4 separate regions of the Homo sapiens genome follow, and regions 2, 3 and 4 are each linked to region 1. A link is a contact called in ENCODE Hi-C data. All regions are on one chromosome and are shown on one strand. The core of a region is the stretch at or near the end of the contact, and the rest is flanking DNA. Distances in the headings are between cores, read along the strand shown.

Region 1 (7,667 bases), core at 3,719-6,218:
CCTTCATCAGCCCGCGCACTCCAGCCTGGGTGACAGAGTGAGACCCTATCTCAAAAACAAACAAACAAAAAACAAAACAAAAAAAGACAATAGAAGCACAAGTGACCAAAAAAATAGATAAATTGGATTTTATCATAAAGATCACATCAAATTAAAAACTTTTATGCCCCGAAGGATACTATCAACAAAGTAAAAAGTCTTATGATGTTGGCTATGGGAGAAAAACAAAAGAATAAAAGAATTAAAAAGAGAAAAACAAAAAAAGAAAGTGAAAAGTCGATCCCCAGAATGGGGAAAAAAAATATCTGCAAGTCCTATATCTGATAAGAAACTTGCATCTAGAATATATGAAGAACTCTTACAATGTGATGATAAAAAAGAGAGGTACACCAGTTTTTAAAAAGGTAAAGGATCTGAATAGACACTTCTCCAAAGAAGATACAAAAATGGCTAATAAACATGTAAAAAGATGCCCAACATCATTAGCCATTAGGGGAACGCAATAAAAAACCACAAGCAGAACCACTTCACACCCAGTAGAATGGTTATAATAAAAAAGACAGACAATAACAAACATTAGTGAGGACGTGGAGAACTTGGAACTCACATAATTGTTGGTGGGACTGTTAAATTGTGCAGCCTTTTTGGAAAATAGTTTGGCAGTTCCTCAAAATGTAAACATAGAGTTACCATATGACCCCAGCAATTCCATTCCAAAAGAATCAAAAACATATGTCCACCCAAACCCTGCAAACAAATAATCCTAACAGTATTATCCATAATAGACAAAAGGTGGAAACAACCCAAATTTCCATCAACTGATGAATGGATAAATAAAATTTAGTTTATTTATACAGTGGAATATTATTCAGTTACAAAAAAAAAAGAAGTAGTGATAAATGGTACAACACGCATGAACGTTGAAAACACTGTGATAAATGAAAGAAGCCAGTTACAAAAGACCACACATTGTAAGATTCCATTTATATGAAATGTCCAGAATAGGCAAATCTATGAGACAGAAAGTAAATTAGTGATTGCCTAGGGCTGGGGGTAGAAGGAATAAGGAATGACTGCTAATGGGTATAGTTTTCTTTCAGGGGTGATTAAAATGCTCTAAAATTAGATAGTGGTGATGGCTGCACAACTCTGTGAATATACTAAAAACCATTAACTGGTATCCTTTAGGTGGGTGAATTATATAGCACATGAATTATATCTCTATATAGCTATGTTCTCCTTTTTTTTTTTGAAGAGCATAACACAGAAAAAAAAAAGGAAGTTTAAAACCAAGAAGCCCAACTTTCAAAGTGAGTTTGAGGTGGAAAAAGGAGTGTAACATTTCTATTTTTAGCTCTGATATTCTAACTTTAGCACGAGCCTAGACTTGCAATATTATACTTAGCATTCCATTGTCAGACATAGGGGATTTGTCCTTTTCTTCACAAGGAGCACCTTTAGTGGTTTTGTTTTAAAAATACATTATACATTGAATACGCTAAAAATTAATCTACTTACATTGATGTGATGCCTATATCCTCTGTCCCCAAACTGTTAGAATAGTTTGATTTTGCTACATATGGTAGCAATGTAAAGATGAAGGACTTTTTCCTCTTCCGTGTTACCACTGGGTGCCCAGGCTGTAAGGTCAGACTGCCAGACTCTTTCAGTCAATGTGAATTTGGGAGGGGCACTTAACCTCAGGTTCCCTATCTATAAAAGGGGGATAGAGGTAGTAATACCTTTTACTTCATAATGTCATTCTGAAAATTAAAGGAAATAATGCATGTAAAGTATTTAGTACTTAGCAGTGTCTAGTGCATAATAAATGCTCAAACTGTAGTACAGTAGGCCCAGTGCAGTGGCTCACGCCTGTAATTCCAACACTTTGGGAGGCCAAGATGGGTGGATCACTTGAGGTCAGGTGTTCAAGACCAACCTGGCCAACATGGTGAAACCCTGTCTAAATACAAAATTTCAGCTAAATACAAAAATTTAGCCGGGTGTGGTGGCACAGGCCTGTAATCCCAGCTACTCTGGAGGCTGAGGCAGGAGAATCAACTGAACATGGGTACAAAAAAATGTAGTACAGCAATTGTTAGTCATTGCTACTATTTATAGCAACAATAACGGGGTTGAGATTATCAAGAAATGGATGAAAGCAGATTGTAATGTGGCTGAGAATTGAGTACTGTATTAGCATCCTGAAAGTAAATGAAGGCAGGAAGGAAGGAGATACAATATTGTTTCTCCATTTTGTTAACATTAGGCAACTCTATCAGATATTTAATCATGGTTTTCAGCATTTATTGCTAGAAAATCCTTGTAGATAAGACTGTGAAGTTTCATGAGTATTTTTCAGAGAAGAAGATGTGATTCAAATATTGCTACAGAGAGATGACATTTTAGGCCACATGTCTAGTGATATCGTCTGACACTTGTTGCTTTCATAAATCATTTCTTTAATTTGAATAATAGTGTCTAGGAAATTTCTCTTCCCTTGAGGTTTATTTGGCTGATGTTCTCCTATTGAGAGTAGCAAGAACTTTTAGACATTTTAATATTTAATATTAAGAAATTAATATTTCAATTTTGTAGAATAAAGGAAACATTAGTGAAAATAACTAGTTATAAAATAACGATTGAGAGATGTAAAAGACCACCTTGAGCTTTATTTGTATACTTTAAAAATGGGCTTCAAAACTTTTTGGAAATATAGAAGATTCTCCCCTTTTCTCCAAATGCTTATTCATAACATTTTTATGTAATCTTAATAGGTAAATTCTCTGAAGAGCATAAATGAACCTCATAAATTCATAGCCAGAAAATTCCTCTATGTGTAGCTTATTTTCAAATATTCTTATTGTAATAATGCTTGGTGGTTACGAAGCTCTGTTTGAGCAAACCAGAAATCTGTAATGGAGGAGAAAAATGAATAACAACAGGCCTGCCCCACCCCCCAGATTGTGGCAGGAGTAGTTAACTTACTTAAGCTCTTTGTTTTCATTTTCCTAATCTTAAAACAGGAGCAATAACTTTTTTTTTGCGGGGGGGAGGTATGGAGTAATAACTTTCTTATAGAGTTGATGTAAGGTTTAAAGGAGATCACGTATGTAAAGTGCACCAAGCACACACTAAAACATCACGTTTTAGTATGAATATTGTTACTGTGGCCGTGGCCAGAAAGAGTTAAGAAGAGGAGCTTTCACAGATGTCTCAAAGATGCAGGCAGTCTCAGAGACGCAACAGCCCGTGAAGAGAGAAAATCTGTCAAAATGTGGAGATCTTCTACATTGCACTTGAGCTATTTCAAAAAGGTGGGAAGAGTATGGTCAAAAGCTCCTTGTCTTGGTAGGTGCCACAGAACCAGAGCCTGTGGAAGGGGGGATGAGATAGGGGGTGTGTTTGAGGTTGGGCGTTGTGGGCAGGGTGCAGGACTGAGGCAGCAGGGAAATAAGTGAGGAATAGGGGAGGATTGAGAAACAAGAAAACCAGGAGGCTTGCTGCCCCATGTATGTAATATGACTCGTGTCTTCTATTTTCCCTGCTAAGGAATTGATTTAAAATCTGCTCGGAAATTGATGATTACATTCCGCCATGTTACATATCCTGACACGCAACAATGTTTAAATTATATCGGAAATTTAAAAATTGGACTGCTTTCTATCAGGGCAGTCTGAATTAAAGAGCTGATGTCCAGTCTCCTAGTGGAGATAGAATACTGGGCTAATGCCTGTCACTAGCACTTACAGAGGTGTGAATTTGGTAAATCATTTCATCTCTGAAGTGGTTTCAACATTTGTGAAAAGAGGCAAACTATTTGCCTAACAAAATGTTGAGTTCAAGGTTATTCATAGCTCCTACCAAATAAGCGATGCATTTGCTACTTTGTGTTAATGGAAAAGGACTTAAAAATTATGATATACTTAAACCCGGTGCTACCAAATGTGCTTAAATACGCATTCAAATTGTATTCTTTTAATGAATTTTAATATTCTCAACTAGTATCAATGCTTTGTCATTATTAAGTGTTGACTTCAATATTTCCCTCCCCTCACCGCAACTCCTAGCACACATGCACTCGAAATGTTCTCAAATGATATGTATTGAGCGCATGTGACTAACAACACAGCCACCTAAGCCCTGACTTGCCGGACACGAACGGACGATTAATTGGAATAATTGTAACAGGGTTTCTATAAACAGTGCTTCCTGGAGGCTTGCCCCGCGTCTAGCGCTGCACCGTCAGGAGTTAACCACTCCTACGACACCCGCCGCCACACGGTGAGAAGCCCGGGAAAGACGCGCCACGCTCCCATGTGATAGTTTCACTTGTCTTTTTGGTTAGTTCTGCTACCCTAGTTCATGTCCCCGCGAGAGGAAACGTATTCCCCCTCACATTAGACAGAAGAGCCTCGATTCACCGTGGAGGCTGACGGAGGGCCACTCCAGCAACTGAGCAGCTCGGACTTGGCACAGGCAGGGTCCAGCCTACCCGCGGCCGGCGCGGCGCCTCAGCAACACCCCCTCCCCCGGAAGTTTGTGCGTCTCAGATGTAAGGTCTGGGAGTCACCTTGACCCCCCTGGAGCGGTGGGGAAAGTTAGCCCTGAGCCCGAGGGGGCGTGAGTGAAACCAAAGAGCACTTTCGCGAGTCAGTTACGCCGTCACGGTTTTTTGGTTTCAAGGTAGCTGAAGACCTAGAGAGTTTAAGGGTGGCCAGAGCAGGTGGCAGGACTCCGCCCACCACCACGCTTCCCTTCCTTCAGCCCGCACGCTTCACTCCCCTCATGGGGTCTCGCCTCTCAGGCGCGCGCGAAGAGTTGTCGCGCGGTGCGTCCTGGGAATTGTAGTCCCGACGCGGAGAGTCGCCTCAGGAGAAATGACTCTGGCCTACATACCCCACAGTGCCTTGCGGCGCAGGCCGCTCCCGGATGTGTGCCTGGCGCCGGAAGAGAAGACGGCCCCCCTCTCTCGGCCCGGCCATCTTGTGGGAAGAGCTGAAGCAGGCGCTCTTGGCTCGGCGCGGCCCGCTGCAATCCGTGGAGGAACGCGCCGCCGAGCCACCATCATGCCTGGGCACTTACAGGAAGGCTTCGGCTGCGTGGTCACCAACCGATTCGACCAGTTATTTGACGACGAATCGGACCCCTTCGAGGTGCTGAAGGCAGCAGAGAACAAGAAAAAAGAAGCCGGCGGGGGCGGCGTTGGGGGCCCTGGGGCCAAGAGCGCAGCTCAGGCCGCGGCCCAGACCAACTCCAACGCGGCAGGCAAACAGCTGCGCAAGGAGTCCCAGAAAGACCGCAAGAACCCGCTGCCCCCCAGCGTTGGCGTGGTTGACAAGAAAGAGGAGACGCAGCCGCCCGTGGCGCTTAAGAAAGAAGGTAAAGCAGGGGCAGAATGTGGGGGAGACTGGGATGGAGGGAAGGAGCGAGGGGGCTGCCGGCTGCCACTTGTTTCTGGAGCTCCGAGGGTCCGCGGGAGACTTTGCCGCCTATATCCTCACGTTTCTTCACGCGACAAAAGTCCGGTCCTGCGAAGGTGCCAGGAGCGTGGTAGCCCCAAGTTCAAGCCACCGCCGGCGAGGTTCTCGGAGCCATCCCCTTCCCGCCTCAGGTTGTGAGCAGAGGAGCGTGGTCGGAGATGAGCTGCTCCTCGAGCGCGCTCGAGGTCCTGGGAGGCTGTTGCCTTCCCGCCGGATTCCTTGGCGGGTGAGCGCATGGACTGAGGTGCGGGGAAGCCGGCCCCTCACCGAAGCTTTCCGTAGTTACGGAGGAGCTTGGGGGTCCATCGCTGCTTACTGCGCAGAGCTGCTCCTTTGAGGTGCTGTTGTTTCAGGCTCCTGTCCTGCCGTCTTGTCCCACGACGGCGCGGAGTATCCCCGCTGAAAAGCAGGGGGTCGTTCCAGGCCATCAGACGTGTGGAGTAAGCTGCAGGTTGGGGTGCCGCATGTCCTTTATTTGTTTCTCTTCCACCTCTCAACTGTTAGGACTTTCTCATAACTTGCTGGGGTGAGTTGAGCCGTTGGGAAATGGAGGAGTTTGGCCACACTCGATTAACCAGGAGCGGGAATTATGAATGAAGACTGGTGATTGCAGGACATCCCGAGGAACGTCCTCGAGTCACGATCCTCTCTCTCGACTCCCCAAACTGAATCTTTCACGTGGTGGGGTCTGGGCCTCGTGGGTGAAGTGAGTGCAGAGGCTGTCACAGCGTTAGTCGCAGCAGAGCTCTTTAGAGTTCGCAGTTTTTTTTTTCCACCACATGTGCGTGAAGCATGGTCAGAGTTTCACTGGCGGTTAATAGTTGTTTCTAGGGCACTGTGAGTTTCACAGGATTGTCTTGATTTTTGCATTCGCTTTACCAGTTTGTTGCGGATGAAAAAAAAGAGCAAGCAGTTTGGAGATAAGAACGTGCATGATCAATAGCAAGCAGGTGTTGGACCTAAGGTCTGAATCTTTAAAGCTGCATTTATATGTTGAAAGTTGAAATTACCCCTTCCTGCCACGTGCTTCTCTGAAAGGAGTTGTTTCTCTTTAGCTTTAGTTGAATTCTGTAACAGTGAACTAATTTTAAAAATCAAAACAATTTTCTCGTGGTAGGATTTGTTTTAGGAGGGTTTTTTTTTTTTTTTTTGAGGACTTTTGTGAGGCTCGGAATGAAGAACCTCGGTCCTAGGTGGTGAATAAAAGAAAATAATTAATTCTTGTGGTAAAATTATAGGTTGAGGAAAAATACAGTTGGAGTATTAGAAAGCATGTATATCACTTAGGCCAAGTATCTCTTCAGCCAGTTAAGCTTTATGGCAATCTAGCACAATTAAATAAATCATTTAATTCGTGTGTTAAGTAACGCTGACTTGTGTAATTATTTAAACTATGCTTAAGCTTAAGAAAGTACACGAAAAAGTTGAATCTGACGAATAATGTGTACCAGGTAGATGTGTTCACTCATTTTGAATGTTCAAAACATGAAGCATGGTTTAAATGCCTGAGTTATTTTGATCATGAAGCCCATCTATGAAATAAGCTCTTACCTGAAAAGTAGTATTTTAAGTTAACAAATGTGGGGAATGATTTCATGAAGTTAGAACCAAGACTTAGGTTCACCGTTCAATGAGTCTTTCCATGGGAAAACTATTCCATGTTAGCAATCAGCATTTTCCTTAGGTCAGTATTTCAGAGCACTACTGTTAAGTTGCATAAAATACAAGCATGTAAAATACAGGAAAAGTGTTGAATGGACAATACCCGTTTTGAGATTCTACTGTCCTGATTACTGGGAATAAATCTGTAAACAAAGTCGCTGCATGTAGTAGGAAGGTTAACCTGATTGTGTTCTGTGATTTTGATAACACATTGTGACATAATACTTGACATACTTTAGACAGATATTTAATGTTTATGTTTTATGAATTAATTTTGTACATTCTCTTGCCCATTTGAAGAACTTGAGAATTGACAGCAGAATGTCATTGAGAGTGTAGACCAGGGATTTTCTAAAAAAGAATGAATGCCTTGAAACTAGTGCAGTTAGTGAGCTTGCAAGTTATAGATAAGTATATCAAAAGAAGCTTGCATTTTTAAATGTCAGTCTTTTTCATTAGGTAGGTTTAATACGTTTTTAAGATTCTGTAAACTTGATATTGGGTGGGGACGCCAACTATTGT
Region 2 (7,667 bases), core at 1,809-4,308, 4.1 Mb after region 1:
ATTCGAGGGGAGGGGTAGTGGGAAGGAATGTGAAGGAAACGTGGTATTTTAAGTTCCTTATTCCCTAGTCCTTTAGTTGGGAATATACATCAAAAGGTGGATCTCCCTATTAAATGGGACTCAATACATCTAAAGATATAGTAAAGATTTACTCTCACAAGGGAATATTTCTGAGAAAAGAAAAACAACACATATGTAGATAATGACACAGTCAATTCTATTTAGAACACATTCACCTACAGGTAAATATAAAACCACAACCGTAGACAAAGGCATGATTTATCTTTGGTACAGCGAGAAAGAGGAATCTTGTCTTTGTATTTAGTTTGGGAAAGTCTTCCAATAAACAATTTATCTAGTTTGGTTTTTACTTTTCTTCCAAAATATACTTGCATTAACCACACCAACTTTCCATCTTAGAGAAATGAGCCTTTTTAAGAATCATTAAGAATAATCCCAAATCGTGAGAAAAAAATACAAAAGCAGTAAAACTCAATTAACCACTTACTTTTTTTTTTTTTTTACAGTTTTCCTTAGGTTGGGGTTTTAAAGTAAGAAGCAAATTGATGCCGGTTGCGGTGGCTCACGCCTGTAATCCCAGCACTTTGGGAAGCCGAGGTGGGCAGATCACCTGAGGTCAGGAGTTCAAGACCAGCCTGACCAACATGGTGAAACCCCATCTCTACTAAAAATACAAAATTAGCCAGGTATGGTGGCGCTCGCCTGTGATCCCAGCTATTTGGAAGGCTGAGGCAGGAGAATCGCTTCAACCCAGGAGGTGAAGGTTGCAGTGAGCCGAGATCGCACCATTGCACTCCAGCCTGGGCAACAAGAGCGAAACTCCATCTCAAACAAAAAAAAATAAAAAGCAAATCGACAAAATTGACATTTTCCTCTTCTCTTTGAAAAATGTTGGACCATTTTAACCACAGGATACACTTTAAATATATTCAGAAAATATAATAAATCAACTAAAAAATTTAGGGCAAAATTGGTACATTCCACCTAATGATCTAAAATTATTTTATTTTATTTGTTTTTTTTTCTTTTTTTTTGAGATGGAGCTTTGCTCTTGTTGCCCAGGCTGGAGTACAATGGCACAATATCGGCTCACCGCAACCTCTGCCTCCTGGGTTCAAGCGATTGTCTTCCCTCAGCCTCCCAGGTAGTTGGGATTACAGGCACCCACCACCACGCCTGGCTAATTTTTGTATTGTTAGTAGAGACGGGGTTTCACCAGATTGGCCAGGCTGATCTTGAACTCCTGACCTCAGGTGATCCACCCTCCTTGGTCTCCCAAAGTGCTGGGATTACAGGCGTGAGCCACTGCACCCGGCCCTAATTATTTTCTTATTTAAAATAAAAACATCACGGGATAACTCCAGAACTGATTGGAATGGCTAATCTTTTGTCATTGATGCCAAATCTCAAATCATCCCCTCAGAAAGATCATCCCTGACTATCCTACTAAAGCTTCCTCCCCTTACTGTTTGTATCATTACCTTCAATTTGCTTCCTAATTCTTTTCACTAACAGGATTTGTATTTTCACATGACATGGTGCAATCTCACACACATAATTTTCAGTATAAATGCTGGACACCAAAGAATACATATCATATGGTTCCATGAAAGGTTCATAAATAGGCAAAACTAATCTATGGTGTTAAAAATCAGGAAAGAGGTTACCTTTGGGGAGGAAAGAAGGGATGGTGGTTGGGAGGGGTGCCCAGAGAGGTGTTCTGAAATGCTGTGAATCTTCCTTCTTGATTTGAGTAGTGGTTAGGAAATGTGTTGACTTTAGGATAAATTAACAAGTTACAACTTATAATTTGCGTACAGTATTTTTCTATATGGTATATTCCAATTTAAAAAGCATAAAAGGGGCTGGGCGCAGTGGTTCACCCCTGTAATCCCAGCACTTTGGGAGGCCGAGGCAGGTGGATCACCTGAGGTCAGGAGTTCGAGACCAGCCTGGTCAACATGGTGAAACCCCATCTCTACTAAAAATACAAAAATTAGCTGGGCGTGGTGGTGCGTTCCTGTAATCCCAGCTACTCGTGAGGCTGAGGCAGGAAAATCGCTCGAACCCGGGAGGCAGAGGTTGCAGTGAGCCAAGATCGTGCCACTGCACTCCAGCCTGGGCGACAGAGCAAGACTCTGTCTCAATTAAAAAAAAAAAAAGTGTAAAAGGAAATTACTTGGATGTGTTGACTAAAGGCTCCCTGTGAGCAGGGATCCTCCTGTCTTAGTCGTTGCTCTCTGTTCCCCACTTGTAGAACAGTGTTAGCAGAAGGCAGGTACCCAAGAAGTATTTGCTGAATGGAGCTGTGTGCGTCTGTGTGTACGAAGCGGGGAGGTACCCTAATTTTACTGAGCCCTGTGTGGTTAAAGATATTATGCGAGGCTTTTAACGACTCTCTTCTGCTTAAACCAGAAAAAGGGTTATTTGCGACTTTTTCCACCTGTAAATCAGAAAACAGTAATTTTCTAACCCATCCACTGGCCACGAAGTTGCTAGGCAGGCAGTAGATGCGCTTTTCGTCCTCCTTTGCCCTGACGGTGCATCTCGACAAATGCCAAGCCCGCCGTCCCCATCCCAGAACCGACTTTGCTCCTTTTAGTCTGAAAGGTCCTTCCACCGCAGTGGACACAACACCGGGGAGTGCAGCTATCCCGGGCGTGTATATGGGGCGAAAGGGATCCCTTCTCGCGTTTCTCCGCCCCTCCTCTTGAGGGCCAGGCCCTCAGAACCGCAAGGACAAGGGTGCCAGGACCGCCCCAGCCTGCAAGTGCCACCACTATCACCGCGTCCCCTCACCCGACCCACAAGCGACCCTGCAGGAAGGGCTGGGGAGGCCTCGCGTCGCGTCCCTGGGAGTGGAGCGGAGCTGGGAGACGGGTCGCCAGCTCTGCGCCGGCTCGTGGCGCGTCCGAGCCCCCGGCACCTCCCCACACTGGCCTGGGGTCCGGAACCTCCGGGATCCCATGCTCTTACCCCGCCGCCCGCCGGCCGCTGGGATTCGCGCCTGCCGTGGGTCCCAGGAAGGCGCATGCGCGCTCGCCCCCGCGGCGGACTGCCCCTCCGGCCTTCCGCCTCCGTGTGCCCGCGCACCACCCGCGCGCCCGGTGCGGGAGCGAGCCCGTCGAGCGTGAGGGGAGGGGCGGGCAACCTGGCCTGGACAGGAGGCGGCCGGCTTAGGAGGCGGGGCAAGAGCCGATGGAACCCGAGAGGTCCCCAGCCCCGGGTTAGGCTAGGGGCAGGTGGAAAGCCCCTTGCTCTTCTTTCCTGGGATCGTGGCCAAGGCCGGAGCGGCTGCTTAGCCAACGGATTCCTGTCAGGGGCGGGCCCTGGCTTGCTGCACTGAGCAGAGAGCCTTGGCCGGTCCTCACCACCTCTGGGCCTGTGCCCTCGAGGAGCCAGAAAGCCAACCTGCTTCACTTTCTTCTAGCCACATGCCTGCGAAGAAGAAGACTGGGCAGCCCCCTAAAGTAAGAAACATTGAACATCCAACCATTTGCGAGAGCCTGTGCGTTGTGCAAAAGGACAGCCCTGCCCTCGAGTAGCCACTACACGTGCCCCAGCGGGCAGCTTGAATCACCTGGTCCCAAACTTGCCAAAAATACCTATCTAGTAAGTTAGTAAGACCTGCACACTTTTCCTTTTGCATTGATCCCTTCCTTTCCAGTTCCACTATTTCCATCTCAGTCTAGGCTTCTGTCCAATCACGCATGGACGGCTGTGATGATTTTTACTTGCCTTCCTTTGTTCAGAGAGTGCCCTCATTCCCCACTTCTGAATCTTGCCATTCTACGTAAGCCAACCCCTATAATTTGTAAGTGTTAGCAAATATTTGGCTAGGACTATGGCTTTCTACTGAGTCTGAATAACTTCTCTCTGGGCCTCAGTTTCTTCAACTGTGAAAGAAATCAGTAGGGCTAGGTGAACTTCCAGGTCTAAAATATGATTATATCTAAAAGACCATCAGCACTGGGAATATGGAGAAATATGGCAGGTCCCTGCCCTCAAGGCATTTAATTCTCATTGGAAAGACATTTTTATGCATAAAAGGATAAAAAGCTATAGAAGGAAACACATACTAAATGTTACATTACTTACATATGCACTAAGCACTGTAGGAGTTAGGAGAAGAGGGTTCACTGTAAACTGCAAACCATCAGGAAATGCTTTTCCTGGAGGAGTCAGCTGAGCTTTGAAGGAAAGCCTGGCTGGATAAGCCCAGAGAATGAGAGTAAGAATCTAGACAAAGGAAATGGTTCAAGCCAAATATTGTGGCAGCTGAAAAGTGTAGAACATTTCCTCTAGTTTAGGTGGTGGGTGATGAAGCTGGAAAGGACTGGTAATTGTAGAGAGCCTTGAATACCAGGCTATGGTGTCTGGAATGTATCCAGTGATCAGTAAGGGGCTATTAAATGACTTTTAGCAGGGAGTCAAGTATACAGTACAGTTACAGTGTTAGAGAAAACTTAAAGTGGTGAAAATGGATCAGATGAATCAGAGGGAGACTATAGCAGTCCACGCATGATTAGACAAGGGCTTGGACTGAGATGGCAATAGTGGAACTGCAAAGGGAGAGATCAATGCAAGAAGAAACATGTACAGGTCTTTTTTTTTTTTTTCTGAGACGCAGTTTCGCTCTTGTTCTCTTGTTGCCCAGGCTGGGGAGCAATGGCACGATCTCGGCTCACCACAACCTCCACCTCCCGGGTTCAAGCAATTCTCCTGCCTCAGCCTCCCGAGTAGCTGGGATTACAGGCATGCACCACCACACCTGGCTAATTTTGTATGTTTAGTAGACATAGGGTTTCTCTGTGTTGGTCAGGCTAGTCTCGAACTCCTGACCTCAGGTGATCTGCCTGCCTCGGCCTCCCAAAGTGCTGGGATTACAGGCGTGAGCTGCTGCACCTGGCCTCGTGTACAGGTCTTAATAGCATACTAGATATGTACAAGTGAAACAAAGGAGAGGGAAGAATCAAGGATGGCTCCCAAGGTTTCAAGTGTGCATTACAGTTCCCAAGAACTGATAGATCTTGGGAAGCCTGGAGAATAATCTGGCTTGGAGGGAAAGATGGTTCATTGTATTGAGTTCACGGTAACATAAAGACAAGAAAGTTGTAATACTCAGGTGTCAGTTATGAATCAGAGCCCAGGAAAGAAATTGGGGTGAAGATAGAGAGATGAAAGTGTTTCATTTGCTGAATAATGATGGAGACAGTATAGAGAGAAAATAAACAACCATACTTGAATAAATGCATTATCTCAGGCCAAAAGGAGAAAGGCACATTGGTGAAGGATGTTACATGGTTACAAATGTAGGGAGAAATCCATTACATTGCAGGATCATAAATATTAAGCATCTGGTGAACAAGAACCATGTTTGGCAGACCAAAAATCATACTTTATTGAATCTAAAGTTCCACCACTTGTAAAAAGCACCATTATTTTATGTACCACTGAGGAAGAAAACAATGCTACCATTTAAGCTAGTAATTACTGTAAAACATATAATTTCAGAAATATTAATATGTAAAAAGTATACATCTTAAAGTGATGGAAGTTGGTATCAATCTCTCCTTCCTGTTTCTCAACCCAACAGCTTCTGACCCAGTATTTAACAAAAAGTTAATGCTCAAAATGTTCATGAATAAATAGCGGAAGAGACATCACAGTCACTAACTCATAGCTGAATTGTCTCACCACTGCCATCTATATACCTTCTCCTGCTCTTTACCTTCAATAGGTATCATCTTTCACATGTGAATATCCAGTGCCTTTACATAACAGATGTTCAGAAAATGCATTTTGAATGATAGCATTTACTATAAGCAAAAAGGATAAGCCATAGCAAAATTGTAAAGCAGATCAAGTTTAGAGGCAGTGTAGAAAGGTGATTAAGAACTAGTCTCTGACTCTGAAAACAAACAGGTTTGGATTTAAATCTTAGTTCTTCTACTTTCTAGCTGTGTGAACTTGGTAAAGTCTCCTAATGTCTCTGGCATAATTACTTCACCTACAAAAAAAAAAGAATTAATAATAATGTCATCTTCTTTGAATTTTAATGAGAGTAAAATGAAATCATGCATATAAAACTTGAATATACTGCCTGGCATATAGTATGCAATCAATAAATAATAGCTATTATCATTTGTCTTTAACATGTGCTCACTTTTTCATAGCCTTTCTTTGAAGTGTCTTCTTCCTCCTACCATATAGCAGCCCATACATATATATATTTGCATCCCCACCAGAAGCCTACTGTTCTTATCTGAAAATTTTCTCTGAAACCACGACCAGACACAGTATCTCACAGCTGTAATCCCAGCACTTTGGGAGGCTGAGGCAGGCAGATCCTTTGAGCCCAGGAGTTGAAGACCAGACTGAGCAACATGGCGAAACCCTGTCTCTACAAAAAGTATATAAAAATTAGCCAGGTGTGGTGGTGTGCTTATGTAGTCCCAGCTACTCAGGAGGTTGAGATGGGAGGATCACTTGAGCCCAGGGAGGTTGAGGCTGCAGTGAACCATGATTGCACCAATGCACTCTAGCCTGAGTGACAGAGCACAACCCTGTCTCAAAAAAATAAAAAAAAATTATCTGAAATCAAATTACACTAATGTATAATCCATCTTAAAAGTTGTTGGCTGGGCGCAATGGCTCACGTCTGTAATCCCAGCACTTTGGGAGGCCAAGGCGGGTGGATCACGAGGTCAGGAGATCGAGACCATCCCGGTTAACACAGTGAAACCCCGTCTGTACTAAAAATACAAAAAAAAAATTAGCCGGGCATGGTGGTGGGCGCCTGTAGTCCCAACTACTCGGGAGGCTGAGGCAGGAGAATGGCGTGAACCCGGGAGGAGGAGCTTGCAGTGAACCGAGATCGCGCCACTGCACTCCAGCCTGGGCAACACAGCAAGACTCCGTCTCAAAAAAAAAAAAAAAAGTTGTTGTTGCCCAGGCCCGCTGGCTCACGGCTGCAATCCCAGCACTTTGGGAGGCCGAGGCAGGCACATCACAAGGTCAGGAGATACGGTGAAACCCCATCGCTTCTAAAAATACAAAAAAAATTAGCCGGGCGTGGTGGTGGGTGCCTGTAGTCTCAGCTACTCGAGAGGCTGAGGCAGGAGAATGGTGTGAACCCGGGAGGCGGAGCTTGCAGTGAGCCGAGATCGCACCACTGCACTCCAGCCTGGGCGACAGAGCGAGACTCCATTGGGAAAAAAAAAGAAAAAAAAAGTTGGTGCATTTTAAAGGCAGATGGGAAAGAATATGAAATGAATACTATTAATCTCTAAAGTCAGTTTGACTAATAGGTGATGGCTTCAATTATCTACTGCTGTGTAACAAATTACTCCAAAATTTAGCGGCTTATATAGCAATGATTTTATTTGCTCATGTTTCTATGGATCAAGAATCTAGGCAGGGTTCAGGTAGGTGGTTCATCTGTTCCACTGGGATTGTCTGAGGTCACTCATGAGGCTGCATTCAGCTGGGAGATCAGCTCAGGCTGAAACATCCGTGAACAGCTTCAGCCCTCTCTCCACAGGGCTTCTCTCTTCAGAAAGTTTCGCAAACTTTTTACACGGCAGCTCACTTCCCAGAGAGAGCATTCCAAGCGGCAAAGGCAAAAGTTGCAGATCTCTTACACC
Region 3 (7,667 bases), core at 2,985-5,484, 3.9 Mb after region 1:
AAAATTAATTATGCCAAAACATGTACTCAGTAAGCAGATGTCCCCATAGCTAAGAAATTGATACAATCTATTTCCTACTAACTTTAATCTCTAGGTTTAGAATTAGCTGGATCTAATGATTAAGTTTGATGATAGTAAAAATATCACGTAGCTGTAGATATTTAAATTTTGACACCATGATATGGATCTTTTGCCAGGGTTTACTTTAAAGTTCTGACATGCATCTATAATCCTGTATTATTTATAAATTGACAAAAAAGGAACTTAAAGCTATAGTAATGCTACCGCTGTCTCTGACCTTAAAATGGAAATGCACATAAGTGGCAGAAGGATATAGATGAAAGGTGTAGCAAGAAGCAGCAGCTCTAGTTCATGTTACTCCTTTTTAAAAAATAGTTTATCTAAAATCAATTATTACAACGTTAAGAGAGTATTCCACCCTAAAACCAAAAGTGTATATAACACTGAAGAGACAAACACTGTATAGTTATCCTCCCAGATAATTTCATAAGATTGATAGCACCTTAGTAATACATACACATTGATTCACAAACTAAATGCCATAGTAGTGGAAGGCATGTTAAACTTTTAAACTTAGCAGATTCCTTCTCTTAGTATATTTTCAAAACAGTAACAAAAAAAAACTCGGATTATTTTAGAAATAATGGCAAATTAGAAGTAATTTTAATTTATTGGCCAGGCGTGGTGGCTCACGCCTATAATGCCAGCACTTTGGGAGGCCGAGGCAGGCAGATCACCTGAGGTCAGGAGCTCGAGACCAGCCTGGCCAACATGGCAAAACCCCGTCTCTACTAAAAATACAAAAATTAGCCAGGCATGGTGGCGTGCAACTGTAATCTCAGCTACCCAGGAGGCTGAGGCAGGAGAATCGCTGGAACCCAGGAGGCAGAGGCTGCAGTGAATCAAGATCGCGCCACTGCACTCCAGCCTGGAAGACAGAGCAAGACTCCGTCTCAAAAAAAAAAAAATTTATTGGATGTCTGCCTAAACATTTAATGTATATGAATTAAACACAAATACTTAAAATTCAAAATAGAGCATTTTAGTAATTTTAAAATTATGTAAATCAAAATTAAACATGACTTTAAAAGTCAGTCATGTGCATTTGCATTTAAACTACTTTACAAATAATGTATTTTATTTAGACATCAAATAAATTTTAATCTTGTCAATTCTTGTATTCCTCAAAATACATTTCCTCAAATAGATCTTATTGGATACAAACTCAAGACACTGCTGCACAAATATGTCAGGGTTTTGGTTTAAGAAAATTCATTATAAAATTGGCAAAATAACTCAGTTTCTCTACCCATAAAGTTATTAGCCTTGATGAAACTGACATGAGTAGTCAGTGTTATCTAGTACTGTTGTTTACTACTCTCTCATGACTAAAGATGTCCAAATCATTTGATACTCCTGGAAAGAACCAAATTTGGTGGTTTTGGGGACCTTTGTAATGAGAGGAATTTTTAAATGTGATAAAGGACAGAAGCAATAAAAGACAAAACAAAAAATAAAAATAAGAAATAAAAAAACCCCAACTCAATTCTCTTTTAAAAGTTCACTTATCTCTCAGTACTTCACTTTTTCAGACATTCCACCCATTTTTACACATCCTTTACACTTTCCTCAGTATGGGTCAAATTCAGGCTAGTGACTTAAGAGGCCAAAAGCGTTTTAATTTTATTATGATAAATCTTAAAGCACCAAAATGAGAATTAAAAGTATCTTAAGCAAGTAGTAATTGATAGAAGCTTTCAATTACCCATCTAGTTTGTATAAACATTGAAAGTTTTATTTTGTAGTTCCTAGAATATGTAACTATATGATATGACATAATAGCTTACTGTAGTTCCATTGCTCAAGCTTCACTAAGAAACTGGGATGATTCAACAAGGTAATTCTAATTTCAGTCTTTCGGACCTATTTATTAACTTTCAACAAAAAGGTGAAAGATTTAAAAATTTTAAAAATTTACCTAAGTAAAGTTGATCTTTAGAAATAATGTTTTCCAAGCTGCTTTTGAAGACAGTTAAGTAGGCAGCTCTACAATTCATATAAAATATTTCCTCTTCAGTTAGTGGAAATTTCTTTGTTCGAGGACTCTCTGAAGGTGTTGATTTCTGACTGGAGAAAGTTGCATCGCTTCGTGGACTGATCGCCATTCTATTGGAAAATAATTTAAAAATGTGTTTGTCAATGTGAGTCACTAAAACACAAATGTCACCATGTCTTTCAAATACAGGGAGGAGAATCAAGATTTTATACATAGAAGAAAATTTATAACATATATGAAAAGATCAAGATATTAAAAGTTTTATATGTGGAAGTAAAAGACGAATACTATAGTTGTATATGGACGTATTATATATTAAACAAGAATAAGCCTTTGGCAGTTAATTTCTAATTTTAGATATATACATATGTATATATATAATTGTTCAAATATGTGATAATAGCCAAAAGAACAAAGATATACACAAGAGAAGAATCACTGAACAAAGGAAGAGCACACATCTATTCTCTCAAAATACGAAAGTCAGATGACAGTCTTCATCAGGTTTTTAAGAGGAGCAAATCAGTTAATACATGTGAAGCATATACAATATTGCTTGACACGTAGTAAGTGCTAAATAAACTGCAGATAATGAGAAACTCCAGAATAATGAGAATCGGGATATGAGTGGTAGTTGACACCCATCTTCCACAGCAGGATCAACAAGATCATTTCATTAACATCTCAATAATGCAGCCCCACATTTCAAATAGCTATATTTTAAAAGTCTTATTTATAGCATTATCATAGTTTTACTGTGTTCCTTTATTAATAACAATATTTGGGGTTTGTATAGCACCTCTGTACATAAGAGCTTAAAGAACTGTCATACATCTTGTCTTATCCCTATTACAGCGGTCAGGTATTTTTTTGTCCGTTTTACAGATGAGGAAATTGAGGGGTAGCAATGTCACCCAGCTAGCAGTAAGTGGCAAAAAGCCGTAAATTTCACGAACAGTTTCTTCTTTGTTAATGTGGATATAGTACTGAACAATGGTTACTATGGGGTATTAGATTCTACTGGTGGTCTAACAGCTTCCAATATTACTCTACCCAGCTTTGACTTCTAAAAATAGATCTCCAACCTAATAAATTGAATATTTCAAGTTCAATAATAAGATAACACAGGTAGGGTCCCCTTCAGGACTCATTGCATTCCTACTCAGGAGGCCTAAATCACTTGCACCTTTTCGAATTATATAGATCATTTACACTTGGGAAAGAAAGATAATAATTGCTTATCATGGATGAAGTACCCTATTTATAATACGCAGGCCGCCTGCCTGACACTTTCATATTACACCAGATTTAGAAGGACCCCACAGGGATGTGGTGTCACAGTCTGGTTACTGCAAATTGGTAATACTATAATTAAGCATCAGAGTTCTAAACACATATGTGTGCATGCATCTCCTCACAAATGTGAAAGAAAACTGTTTCAAGAAGTAAGGGAGAATGAATTTCACTTTGCAATAAGCAATTTTAAAATATAAGTATATTTTAGGATCGTCCTCAAATATTCTTTCCAAACAAGGCAACTCCCTCACATGGAAATCCCAAGGCAGAAATGTGCCAGAATTTTATTCTTTTCCTTTCTGTGACGAGAAACCAAACTAAAGCTTAAATAAACATATAATTGCACCCCCCGCAGGCTTGGAAACCTCCCTTACTTAAAACTCCGGCCCGAGACTGAGACAGGGGCCTAGAGAGTACATTGCAGCAAACGGCTCCATAAATAACCAGCCACACAATAGCAAGAAAAATAAACTGTTAACAAGCGCCTAAGGCTTCTACAGGGCCAAGTGAAAACAGAAAGCCGTCCAGTCACCGTCCCTACACAGTGAAATACCGTCACAGGTAATCTCGGGCACCATCTCTCTATTTTTGTATTCCTCTGGAAATAAAACCGCATTTACATGTACATTTTAGGTACATACATGGACCAAATGTTTATGACAGAGAAGTAGACAAAGCAGAGGAAGGAGAAGCAGCTGCACAGAGAGGGACAGAGGGAGCGAAGAGACAGAGACAGCGAGCTGTTTGCTACCTAATTCTAGCTCACAAACAAGGAAGCGCAGCCAATTCTCTTCGGCGATTCAGCGTTCCTCTCACCGCAGCTGGACAGATCTCGGCCTTTCTCTAATCACCATGGCAACTGCACCTCACCGCCACCGGAAATAAGATGCAGAGCCCTTCTCCAAACGATCCGGCTAGAAATCTAGGAAGCGCTGATCCGGAGCGCACAGAGACAGCTGTGTTGCTCCTCTATCGCGGGGGTGGTATGGCCAGAGTAGTGAGAGAAGGTGCTCTGTTACACCAGCAGGAAATAGGTGCTGTCCTGGGCCTAGAACTCCCCGCTCGCTCCTTTGCTCGCGCACACCCGGATCCTTCGTCGCGGGGAGGATGTTTCCGCCCGGCCGCGGTGGGCTTGACGCAACGTCCAGCGCGCGCTTTTCATGCCTTGGCGTTTCCTTTGGCGGATTTTCTGTTTTCGGAAGTTGCTGGGTTCGTTTTATTCAGCGGCAGTGGTGCTTTCCCGAATCTCAGAATGCCGTAGGTATCTCCTCCCCAGGTATTGCTGTTTTGGGGGCCCTCTGCAAGAAGAGAAGATATTATGTGGCCCAGTAGCCTTTCTCGTTTTCCTATTTTTTCGGAGTATGAACTTGTCTCCTCTGTCCACAGGCAATTCCCTTCGCTTGGTACCCTCAACTCTACGTCTCCTCCAGCGGTACTCATACGATAGTCCTCCTTCGCTTTCTGTTTCTACGATGCTTTTGACAGATTTCGTAAACTGTGGGCTGTATTTAGGTGATGTCTAACTTGAAATAACATAAATAAGGTTGACACACAGGATGGGACAGAGTAGATGAAAACACGCCTTCGTAGTTTGTCAGTCCCTTGCCTTCATTAATGTGGCGCGTTCGTGTAAACCCGTGGGAGAACTCATGGACTGAGTGGGTCTAGATACCTGGATTCCAGATAAGACTCTTTCACTGTTGGGCAAGTCACTTATCGACCCTGAGCTTCGTTTTTTTTTACTTACACAAATAAGTTTGTACTGCATGATCTCTAAATTCCCATCTATGACCAATAATCTGATTATTGAGAATGACCATAGTGGGAATAGGCATTGTGCTAGATAAGATTCATCTGTTTTTCATATCCTTCATCCATCCTATATTGAGATGCATAAAATAGTTGCTACCCTATAGAAACTTAAAAAAGCCATTAAAGGTTGGGGGAGTGGGGTGGATATCAAACACCTGTAATTTCTCCTTGGCCGTCCTTGTCCTCAGGTTGATTTAGGTACCCCCTCTAGTGTAACCTGTTCCTTAGTTTATTTCAGGATTAAGTAAAATGCAAAGTAACACAGCTGGGGAAATTTTTGTATCAAATAGGAATTGACATGAAAGGGGAAAGCTGTACAGAAATGATAACCTATATTTATTGAATCTTGAATTACAATGTGGGTGCTGTATTAATCAATTTATCTACGTTTTTTCATTGAATCCTAAAATACTTTAGGGGATGGGGGCTGCTATTATCTTTACAGATAAAGAAACCCATCACCTAATAGGGTGTTCAACACAGCTGCCAATAAATGCATGTTTTACTGATGCCCTTAAAAGTTATGGATTATTGAGGAGGTTTTCCTTTCCCCAGAATTAAGCAAAGAGACTTGTTTCCCTACTCTTGCATTAGAAAAATCATCCAGTTCTCAAATAAACAAAGCTGCAAAGATAATGTCACACAATCACACACACAAAATCCCTAAGAATACAGTGAAAACAGAGGTGTATTTGCCAAACAAGTGGTAATACCTCCTGAACTGTGTGTATCTGTGTATAGGAGTGGGGAACCAAAAAACTATGAAAAGTGGAACTTTTTTTTTCTTTTTTTGAGGCAGAGTCTGGCTCTGTTGCCCAGGCTGGAGTGCAGTGCTGTGATCACAGCTCACTGCAGCCTCTACCTCCTGGGCTCCCACATGCCACCATGCCTAATTTTTTTATTTTGTAAAGACAGTGTCTCCCTGTGTTGCCCAGCCTGGTCTTGAAGTCCTGGGCTTAAGTGATCCTTCCACCTCAGCCTCCCAATGTGCTGGGACTATAGGAGTTAGCCACTGTGTCAGGCCTAAAAGTGGACCTTTTTGACAACTGTCTTCCTAACATATGCACACAAGATGTTATATTAGGCTTTTAGATAAGTATATTCTGGTAATAAATACACAACCTTAAAGTTGAGGTTAACATCTCACATATATAGCTAATATATATGTGAAACTAGCAATTACTTTGCTAATTTTCTAAGTTTTAGCAAAGTGATTTAAGACTAAATCAACAGTTAAGTAATGCATAAAACGTAATGGCATGTTAGTAGAGAATCTCCATCATTGTTAGTAAATTAAGTGTTTTTTTTTTTTTTAATGTGGTTACTGGTGAGGTCATAAATGAGTGGTGCAAATAGTTATCTTGGCAAGTTACATATGCAGGTGGATTCATTTTTAAGTGATGTTGAAATGGTGACTATTTGGTATGTATTTGGAAGACTAAATGTGTAATATAACTTACGGGAGGGTGTGATCTATCTTTTTTCTAATTTCTTAGAACCTTGAGCAGAAAAAACTTCAATACAACAATGAGTAGTTGTGAAAATATATATGGTCCAAATGAATCTAAAATAAATAAGAAACAGCAAATGTTCAGTGACAATAGAGCGGATGGATGAATCTTAACATAATGAGTGAAATAACCAATTTGTATGAGACTACATTTGTTATCCTTATAAAACTTAAGAACACGCAAAAATAAGCTACTTATGGTTATATATGTATATGATAAGATTATTGTTAAAAGGCAGAGAAATGATAAATACAGAGAAATGATAAATACAGTTTAATAGATGCCTTTTGGGGGAAGCAAATAGATGCATGTATACCCAGTCATATTGGTAATGATCTAGTTCTTAAATTATGTGGTGAGTTTATGCGTGCTTATTTTCTAATGTTTTATAACTTGCACAGCTTACATTTTTTCATTAGTATCCATTATTCATTAGTATTACATTTATTCATTTAGTATGTACTACTTAAAATGTTTTTTAAAAGGATTTAGAGATTACCTATCTTAAGTCCTCCCTAAGTGTAGCTTTCTCTGCCTTCTCTTTGATCCTTTGGAGGAAACAGATGAATTAGATAAATGCTGCTGTTGGTTTCATTAGGCTAATCATCTTCCCTTCCAATCTTGCTCCTCTTTCTGTGTACATTCTGAAATTAGTGGCACAGTCATTTCTCTATCTAGGTTGAAACCTTCACTTTTTAAAGATTTGAAGTGGAAAAATCATGGACTTTGGAGTAAGACAAACCAGGATTTGAATCTTGAGTCTGTTAACCAGCTGTGTGCTCCTTAGATTGTTACTCAGTGTCCTCATTGATAAAATAGTTGCTCAATAAGTATTTATTAATTGAATGATAAAGTTGCTACTTTGGAAAGATTTCATTCTATGTAGACAGATACATGTCTTTTTAGTAGCTCTTGCTGTAAGTAATCAAATCCCATTCTAGACCTTTTTTCTTCTTCTACCTTTTCTTTAT
Region 4 (7,667 bases), core at 1-2,500, 3.8 Mb after region 1:
CCCACATTTCCATATATCAGATTTACTGAAAAACTTTTTTTTTTTAATTTCCCCTATCCGAGTGGACCCGCCCAATCAAGTCAGTTAACTTTCCTTGGCCGGGGGCGGAACCAAGGTGTTGCGGTAATTTCCTGGCCTGCCACGACTGCTTGCTTGCGTAAGGGCGTCTTTGGGTATGTTGCCATTCTAATGAAAATTCAGCTCCAGCCCCGTCGGTGGAACAGATCCCGGGCACCACTGGGCAGAGACTAGATGTTTCAAACGCCTGCCCCCCAGCAAGCAGGCCGCGCAAAGGGCAGGAGTTCGGAACCAAGGCAAACTAGGGGGCGGGGAGAAAAGATTGGCACCCGCCTGCTGAGATCTGCCAACCTGACGCCCCAGGGGGATGGGTGCTCTCGCCACCCTTGCCCCACAGTGTCGGGCTCCGAGCCAGCGGGAAGCGCCAGTCCTAGCCGAGAATAGCAGAGGAGCGGGCGGGATGCGAGGGGGCTCTGGGCGAGGCGGCGGCAGTCTAACCTTTCCTGCTTAAGGCGACAGCACTCTGCGCCGTAATCGTATCTTCCAAGGCTGCAAGGTTAGGGCAAATGTCAGACGCCTCGGGAGGGGCGGGGGACGGGGAGAGGGAAGGCAGCGGCTAGAGACGGAGAGTCGGGCGTGACCTTGGGAGGCTCCGCGCCCGCACCTCCCGGCGCCCCGGGAGTCAGGCGAGCAGGTCTGCCGGGTCCCGTGGCCACTTTCCCCAGCCCGGCGACCTCCGTCGGGCCTCCAGGCCAGAAGAGCGAGCGCGAAGGAGAGGGAGGAGCGGGAGGTGGAAACCGAGGCGGCAGCGCGCGGAAGCGGCCGGCCCCGAGCGAGGGAGGGCGCCGCGGGCCGCACGTCGCACACGCGCCAGGGTGCACAGCGGCGCGGGGCCGCGCATCCCTTACCCCGTTGGCGGCAGCGATGCGAGCGATGAGCTGGATGGCCTCCTTCATGTAGAACCGGCCGTCCCCGCCCACCACCAGCGTGGCCTCCTGCCGCTGCGCCGGCTCCACGGTGGAGATGATACTCTGGATGAAGTTCTCCGCGTAGTTGGCGCTGCTCTGGAACACCTTCACCCGCTTCCGCAGCCCGCTCGTGCCCGGCTTCTGGTCCTGGTACGCCTGGGTCTTAACTGTCACGATCTTCACCATGGTGGCGACTTGCTGCCGGGGGTCAGAGCGGCGGACTTGGCTGGCGGAGGGGCGGCCGGCTGAGGCTGCAGCTGCTCTGGGGTGAGGGCACGGCGGGTGGGGGCTACGCCGCACTCTAGGCCGGCGTTTGGCCCTCCTCCTTAAAGGGACAGGGGACAGGGCCCTCCCTCCGCGCCAGCCCACCTCCTGGCAGGTCCGGCGGGAGGGGAAAGGGGAGCGCCGGTCTCTAGGCCTCCTGTGAAATGGGTGGAGCCTTACTGATTTACTCTCCCCTTCGGAATCCTATCCACTGTAAAAAGAGGCCCGCAACTCCTCCTCTAAGTGTTGGGGCAGAGGTTGGGGTAGGAACCCGGTCATAGGGCAAGGACGTGAGGCAGGGTGGAAAAAAGTACAGGGTAGAATGATTTCCAGTGGTTTGGCGAATGCATCGTGTGTAAATAGCTTTCTGGAAACCTGTTGGGAGGGTCAGAAGTGCCAGCCCCAGCTCGATTTCATGAGTCGTAATTCTTTCTATTTCTCCCTAAATGTGAGGGCATTTGAGTTCCGTAAAGGAGTCGACTCCAAATGTTTCCTGCTGCACCACACACTTGACTACCATTGGTGACGGTGACTTAGCTATGACTTGCTGAGTGTAGCGTTTCTAAACCTTACTAAACTCTGGGTTTTATTTTTCCCCTTTTTATGCTTACAAAACTGAAATTCAAAGAATAAAATGCCTTGTCTCATTGCCACACAGCTAAGTCCATGCGGGAGGCCAATTCAGGTGGTCTGGCTCCAAAACCAGGGCTCTTCCCATGATTTGCCCGCTGTGACACCAGGTTGGCAACTAGGAAATGTACAAGCAGGACTTGACAAATGTAGGAGCAAATATATGGTAAGGATAAGTATGAACACCATCAAAATTAGCCAGTTACTCATGTAATAGAAATAAAGTGAGGAGATCAACAAACAAGGACTGACATGGCTGGAAAAGTTTCACGGGGGATAGCAAGGTCAACCAAGGGGATTTGATTATTAAGTAGGAATCTTCAGTCTTTCTTGCTTTTCGGTTTAGTATCTCCCTTAATTTGATGAGAGTGATTGTCTCCTCTGTTCAAGAAACCTGTCATTTTGGTAAAGTGGCAAAAAACTTGGCTTTACAAGGTGTGTGCTCTTGGGAAAGTTAGTTAATGTCCGTGGGCATCAATTTCCTTACTGTAAAATAAACATATCACCTACTTTGGAATATTTTTGCAAGATTTAATGGGGTTTTGTATGTCAGAAATTCTCAGTCATGGATACACAGTAGAATCCTACTGTGACCCATGCTCACAGTAGAATTACTTGAGGTGGTTTCTAAATGACCCAGTCCAAACAAATTCAATCATAATCAGCTGTTAGAAGTAAATCATCTAGCCTGGTGCCTGAAACATAGAGGCCTTCAAAAATATTAGCTCCCCTTCCCCAATTCCAAAACCAGAGCATATCATTCACCTGTGAATTATATTCTTTTGGTAGTTAATTGGTATGTCTTGATCAAGCAGGGAGGCGAACAGACCCATAAGAGTGCAGACTCTCACAAACCAAGTGTTGATATACATGCTCATATAGTACATGCTATGTAGATACAGTGTGTTGATGTAGTCACTATAGATGAGTTTCGGTGGCAAATATTATGTGAAAACGGAACCCTGGACTGCTAGTAATGAGTTCTAATATTTGCACAGGAGTTTACAGAGCAGTGTAATCTTGTGAATTAAATAATATAATCAAGCCCATTTTATAGACGAGAGAATTGAGGATTGGATGGTGAATGTAATCAAGGTTATCTAACTCCACAAAATGAAAATATAGCATAGATTCACTGAGCCTTCAAAATACCTACCTTAGAGTTGTATGGTTTAGATAGAGAATATACAGCTCCTACCACAGTGCTAATAAGTAAGTCATCAATAAATGATAACTTGTAAAGTCACGGGCCCAAATTCAGATCTCATGCCCTTTCTATATTCTTCAGTATCTTTGGAAATATGATGGAGCTTTTCATTTAAGAGGAATTGATCTATACTTCTCTCACCCCAGAAGTTGTAACAATTAGCTTTAACTGCATAACACACCAGTCTAAATCTGAGTGGCTTAAGACAACCCCCATTCATGATTATAGTTCATGATTCTATGAGTTAACTGGCAGTTCTGCTGTTCTGGACAGGGTTACTGTGGCCCCTTATACAGACCTAACATGATCCCCATGTTCCTTGCCTCCTGATAATCATGCCTTTATGCAATCCCCTTGTATTACAGATTGAGTATCCCTTATCCGAAATGTTTGGTACCAGAAATGTTTCAGATTTTAGATTGTTCCGGATTTTGGAATGTTTGCATTACAATGGTTGTGCATCCCAAATCCAAAAATCCCAAATTCAGAATGTTCCAATGAGCACTTCCTTTGAGTGTCATGTTGGCACTCAAAAAGTTTTGGATTTTGGAGCATTTTGGGTTTGGGATTTTTGGATTTGGGATACTCAACCCGTACTTTTCTACTGCTGTATGACAAATTACCACAAACTCAACAGCTGAAAACAACACCCATTTATGATGTCACAATTCTATAGATAAGAAGTCCCAATTCTATAGATCAAAAGGTTTGGCCAGGTTCAATCCTGGTAATCACGGATATATAACAGCTTATAAACATCAAGGAGAAAGTATTTTGACCTTCATTAAATTCTTTTTAAGGCAAGCATACCTGTTTAAACTGATTTGTCTATAGCCAGTTGGTTTAATTTCATTGAATTCTTCCCAGAGCCTCAAGATAAGAACCCACCCAAGCTTGGTGCGTTCTTATCTGGAGCCTCTGGGAAGAACACCTTGATTTGAAGTCAAGAGCCAAGCTGGCTTCTTATCTGGAGGCTCTGGGAAGAATTTCTTTCAAGTGTTAAAGATAAATAAAAATAGAGGCTCCAGTTTAGATATTTTAAGTCCAACCACCCATAGCCAGGTAGCCAAAACTTAAGTCATCCTTATTTCCCTGAAACACTTGCTCTAGACATAAACAAAACACAAAATGTCCTTGACAGTGTGAGTCAATGAAATTAAACCAATCAGCTATAGACAAATCAGCTTAACAGCTCTACTCGCCTTAAAAAGAATGTAACGAAGGTCAAAATACTTCTTCCTCAATGTTTATAAGCTGTACTGTAACTGCTGTGAGCTGGGCTTCTTGCCACTTTTGGTTAGATGTCTTCCAGTTTGTAAACTGTTCTTTGTATGCATGCTAAACTTTTAAAAATTTTTAAAGTTTGATCTGATTTTAACACAGCGCATTCAGATTGCTGGCAGGATCTATTTCCTTGCAGTTGTAGGATTGAGGTCCCCATTTCTTAGATTAGACCTACCTGGATAATCTCCCTTTGTAACGTGTTCATAGGAGTAATGTATCATCGTATTCACAGGTTCTACCCACGTTCAAAAATTGACTTGCAGAGATTTCCAAGTTGTAGTATTTATGAAAAGCAAGAGAAGGAGTCTTATTCCCCTGTGGGTAGCACTGAAATCGGGAAAGAAGCCATTGGAAATATACCAAGATATGCAACAATGATTACCACTGAGTTGCAAGATAGGGCAATGTTTATTTTCTTTATATTTTATCTGGATTTTCCAGGTTTTCTATAGGGAATTTGTATTATTTTTAAAATGATAAGTACATATTATGTATTTTCCTTTTCTTTGAAATACCTTTTAAGTGGTAATCCTTACTTTTTTTTTTTTTTTTTTTTTTTTGGAGACAGTCTCACTCCATCACCCAGGCTGGAGTGCAGTGGCACGATCTTGGCTCACTTCCACCTCCACCTCTGGGGTTCAAGCAATGCTCGTGTCTCAGCCTCCCAAGTAGTTGGAATTACAGGCACATGCCACTATGCCCAGCTAATTTTTGTATTTTTAGTAGAGATGGCGTTTCGCCATGTTGGCCATGCTGGTCTGGAACTCCTGACCTCAAGTGATCTGCCTTCCTCGGCCTCCCAAAGTGCTGCAATTACAGACATGAGCCGCCACACCCGGCCCTCATTATTTCATTAATGAATTATTCTTTACCATTTAGATGTATTCGTTCGTGTATTGATTCATTAACTCTATAAATATGTTTTGAACTTGTACTAAATGACAGCTCTTTGAAAGGTGTTTGATGAATAAGACAAAATAGTCTCGGCCGGGCGCGGTGGCTCACGCCTATAATCCTAGCACTTTGGGAGGCCAAGGTGGGCGGATCATGAGGTCAGGAGATCGAGATCATCCTGGCTAACAGGGTAAAAACCCATCTCTACTAAAAATACAAAAAATTAGCCAGGTGTCGTGGCAGGTGCCTGTAGTCCCAGCTACTCAGGAGGCTGAGGCAGGAGGATGGCGTGAACCCGGGAGGCGGATCTTGCAGTGAGCCAGGATCGCACCACTGCACTCCAGCCTGGGCAACAGAGCGAGACTCCGTCTCAAAAAAAAAAAAAAAGCAAAATAGTCTCTGGTCTCACAGATCTTGCAATATGTTGCAGGAGACAGATACTGAATAATAAATCATAATTGTGATAAGTGCAACAAAGAAGTATAGGTGCTGTTAGATTGTAAATAGAAGGATCTATCATTGGAGAGAGTCATGGACAATATCCTGGAGAAAGTGCTATGTAAGCTGAGGGATAAAACAATGAGTAATAGTACCTGGCCAGGTGAAAAGAGAGGAGGAGCATTTCATTCCAGAAAGAACGTTAAGGGAAGTTTAAAGTAAGAAGGAATCTAGTGTCATCAATAACTTGAAAAAAGACAGTTAGTGTAACTGGAGTATAAAAACCTCGGGGTGGAATGGTAGGTCTGATCATATTGGGCCTTGTAGGGGATGTCAGGTGTTGAGATCTTTATCATAACAGCAGTGAACAAACAAAAGCATTTTGTTTTCATTGTGGCAAGACATACGTAATGAAATTTACCATTTTAATGATTTTTAAGTGTACATTCAGTGGCACTAAGTACATTCACATTGTTGTGCAACCATTGTACCATCCATCTCCAGAACATTTTCATCTTCGCAAACTGAAACTCTGTACCCATGAAACAGTAACTCCCCATTCCCTCCTCCCTCCTACCCCTGAAAACCACTATTCTGTCTCTATGAATTTTACTATTCTCAAGTACAATCATATTTATCCTTCATTTGCATTCCAATTGCAATGATTTAAAGAAATGTATTTACTATAGGATAGCAATCTTTGATGACTGCAACAAATAATCAATGGTATGTATGTGAAATTTATAATAAAAAAGATGTATGGAGTTTATAATGAAAATACTGGATGGTGAAGTGGGTGATATAGTGGCATTAACATTTAACAGTTATTAGTTACATGGCTTATATAGAAACCAATTATCAAAGTGAGAAATATTGAAAAGTAATTCATTAACAACATATAGACAAAGCCTTAGCAGGCACCTATTTGGCATACAATAAAAGCATGTATCATGTTATTGTTAAAAACAAAACAGCTCTATATCTATGTATCCTCATCTTCCTGTCTGGTGGTGTCAAGTAATGGTGGAATAATCTATATTGAGGAATATTGAGGATGTCTACAGTTTAGGACTAGAATGTCCTAAACTAGTCTCTAACTAGAGACTAGTCTCTCAGTTAACAGAGCTCTAATAGAGTAAGTCAGTTGTAAATAATCTTCTATAAGAATGTACAGTTATTTGTAACTGGAAAATAATTGACAATTCCATATCAACCCAAATTAATGCTGAACAATATTGCAAATGTCATTTTAGTTCATTTATGCAGTCTAAATCATAGGTTCTTCTTGACTGCAGATTCAGTTTATTAAATCCTGATCTATTTGTAATTTGCTGAAATGACTAGTTCCTACATATGGAAGCAATATGAAACCGATGTCCGTTTGTATCCATAAGTTATTCAGGTGTTTAAAACTTTTACTTGAATAAAAGTTAATAGATATCTGCATGCTGTGATTCTGAAGTTTGTTCCTGTGCCAAAATAATAATAGTTTCTGAATTCATGTTTCAGTGTCAAGTGGTTATTCATGAGGCTATGTGTGAAAAGGATTGATATATGTGATAAATTGGACTTTTTCCTTAGAATTCATTTTTGGAATCTTCTATAAAGGATATCAGTCTGAATTAATTTATATGAATATTTGATATGCAAATATTAATATTTCAAATGGCAAAAGATAAGATTTTTAAAAATACAGATTGTGAAGGACATTTTTCAAGAGATAATGAATGTCTTCATTTTTCCATTTCATCAGTATTCTTGATTCCTTGTTAGATGCTGTGGTAGGTTAAATAATGGCTCCTAAAAGTTATACATTTCCTAATCCCCAGAATCTGTGAGTGTTACCTTATATGGCATAAATGAGTTTGCAGATATAATTAAGAATCTTGAGATGGAAAGATTATCCTGGATTGTCCAAGAGGGCTCTAAATGCAATTACAAGTGTCCTTAGAAGACAGAGAAAG

What was found. Hi-C counts contacts between places; a loop is a spot of excess contacts on that map. Pooled maps may share reads with other maps.
Region 2: a loop to region 1 is called in a map of B cell, with 18 times the contacts of the local background. The contact joins the promoter of ALG6 here to the promoter of SERBP1 in region 1. A Hi-C loop is called at or near these places in 3 of 168 maps with a recorded cell type or tissue (B cell, CD4-positive, alpha-beta T cell and naive thymus-derived CD4-positive, alpha-beta T cell) and 8 of 50 pooled maps.
Region 3: a loop to region 1 is called in a map of CD8-positive, alpha-beta T cell, with 10 times the contacts of the local background. The contact joins the promoter of EFCAB7 here to the promoter of SERBP1 in region 1. A Hi-C loop is called at or near these places in 2 of 168 maps with a recorded cell type or tissue (both CD8-positive, alpha-beta T cell), 1 of 37 single-sample maps with no recorded cell type and 8 of 50 pooled maps.
Region 4: a pooled map shows a loop between it and region 1 (16-fold over the local background). The contact joins the promoter of PGM1 here to the promoter of SERBP1 in region 1. A Hi-C loop is called at or near these places in 8 of 50 pooled maps.

The regions. Positions count from the first base shown.
Region 1 is chr1:67,427,703-67,435,369 of GRCh38, reverse strand. It overlaps SERBP1 (SERPINE1 mRNA binding protein 1), which reads left to right and starts at 4,968. Exons shown (of 8, transcript NM_001018069.2): 1 at 4,968-5,382. The coding sequence starts at 5,070. RefSeq lists enhancers at 4,317-4,496, 4,527-4,606, 4,817-5,086, 4,524-5,159, 5,795-6,431.
Region 2 is chr1:63,363,018-63,370,684 of GRCh38, reverse strand. ALG6 (ALG6 alpha-1,3-glucosyltransferase) reads right to left here and starts at 3,058. Exons shown (of 15, transcript NM_013339.4): 1 at 2,998-3,058. RefSeq lists enhancers at 2,489-2,598, 3,459-3,598 and a silencer at 2,779-3,258.
Region 3 is chr1:63,520,092-63,527,758 of GRCh38, reverse strand. EFCAB7 (EF-hand calcium binding domain 7) reads right to left here and starts at 4,234. Exons shown (of 14, transcript NM_032437.4): 1 at 4,125-4,234; 2 at 2,000-2,187. The coding sequence starts at 2,186. ITGB3BP (integrin subunit beta 3 binding protein) reads left to right here and starts at 4,534. Exons shown (of 9, transcript NM_014288.5): 1 at 4,534-4,630. The coding sequence starts at 4,626. RefSeq lists enhancers at 4,271-4,350, 4,512-5,135.
Region 4 is chr1:63,586,994-63,594,660 of GRCh38, reverse strand. It overlaps PGM1 (phosphoglucomutase 1), which reads right to left and starts at 1,250. Exons shown (of 11, transcript NM_002633.3): 1 at 927-1,250. The coding sequence starts at 1,172. RefSeq lists enhancers at 214-273, 974-1,263 and a silencer at 634-933.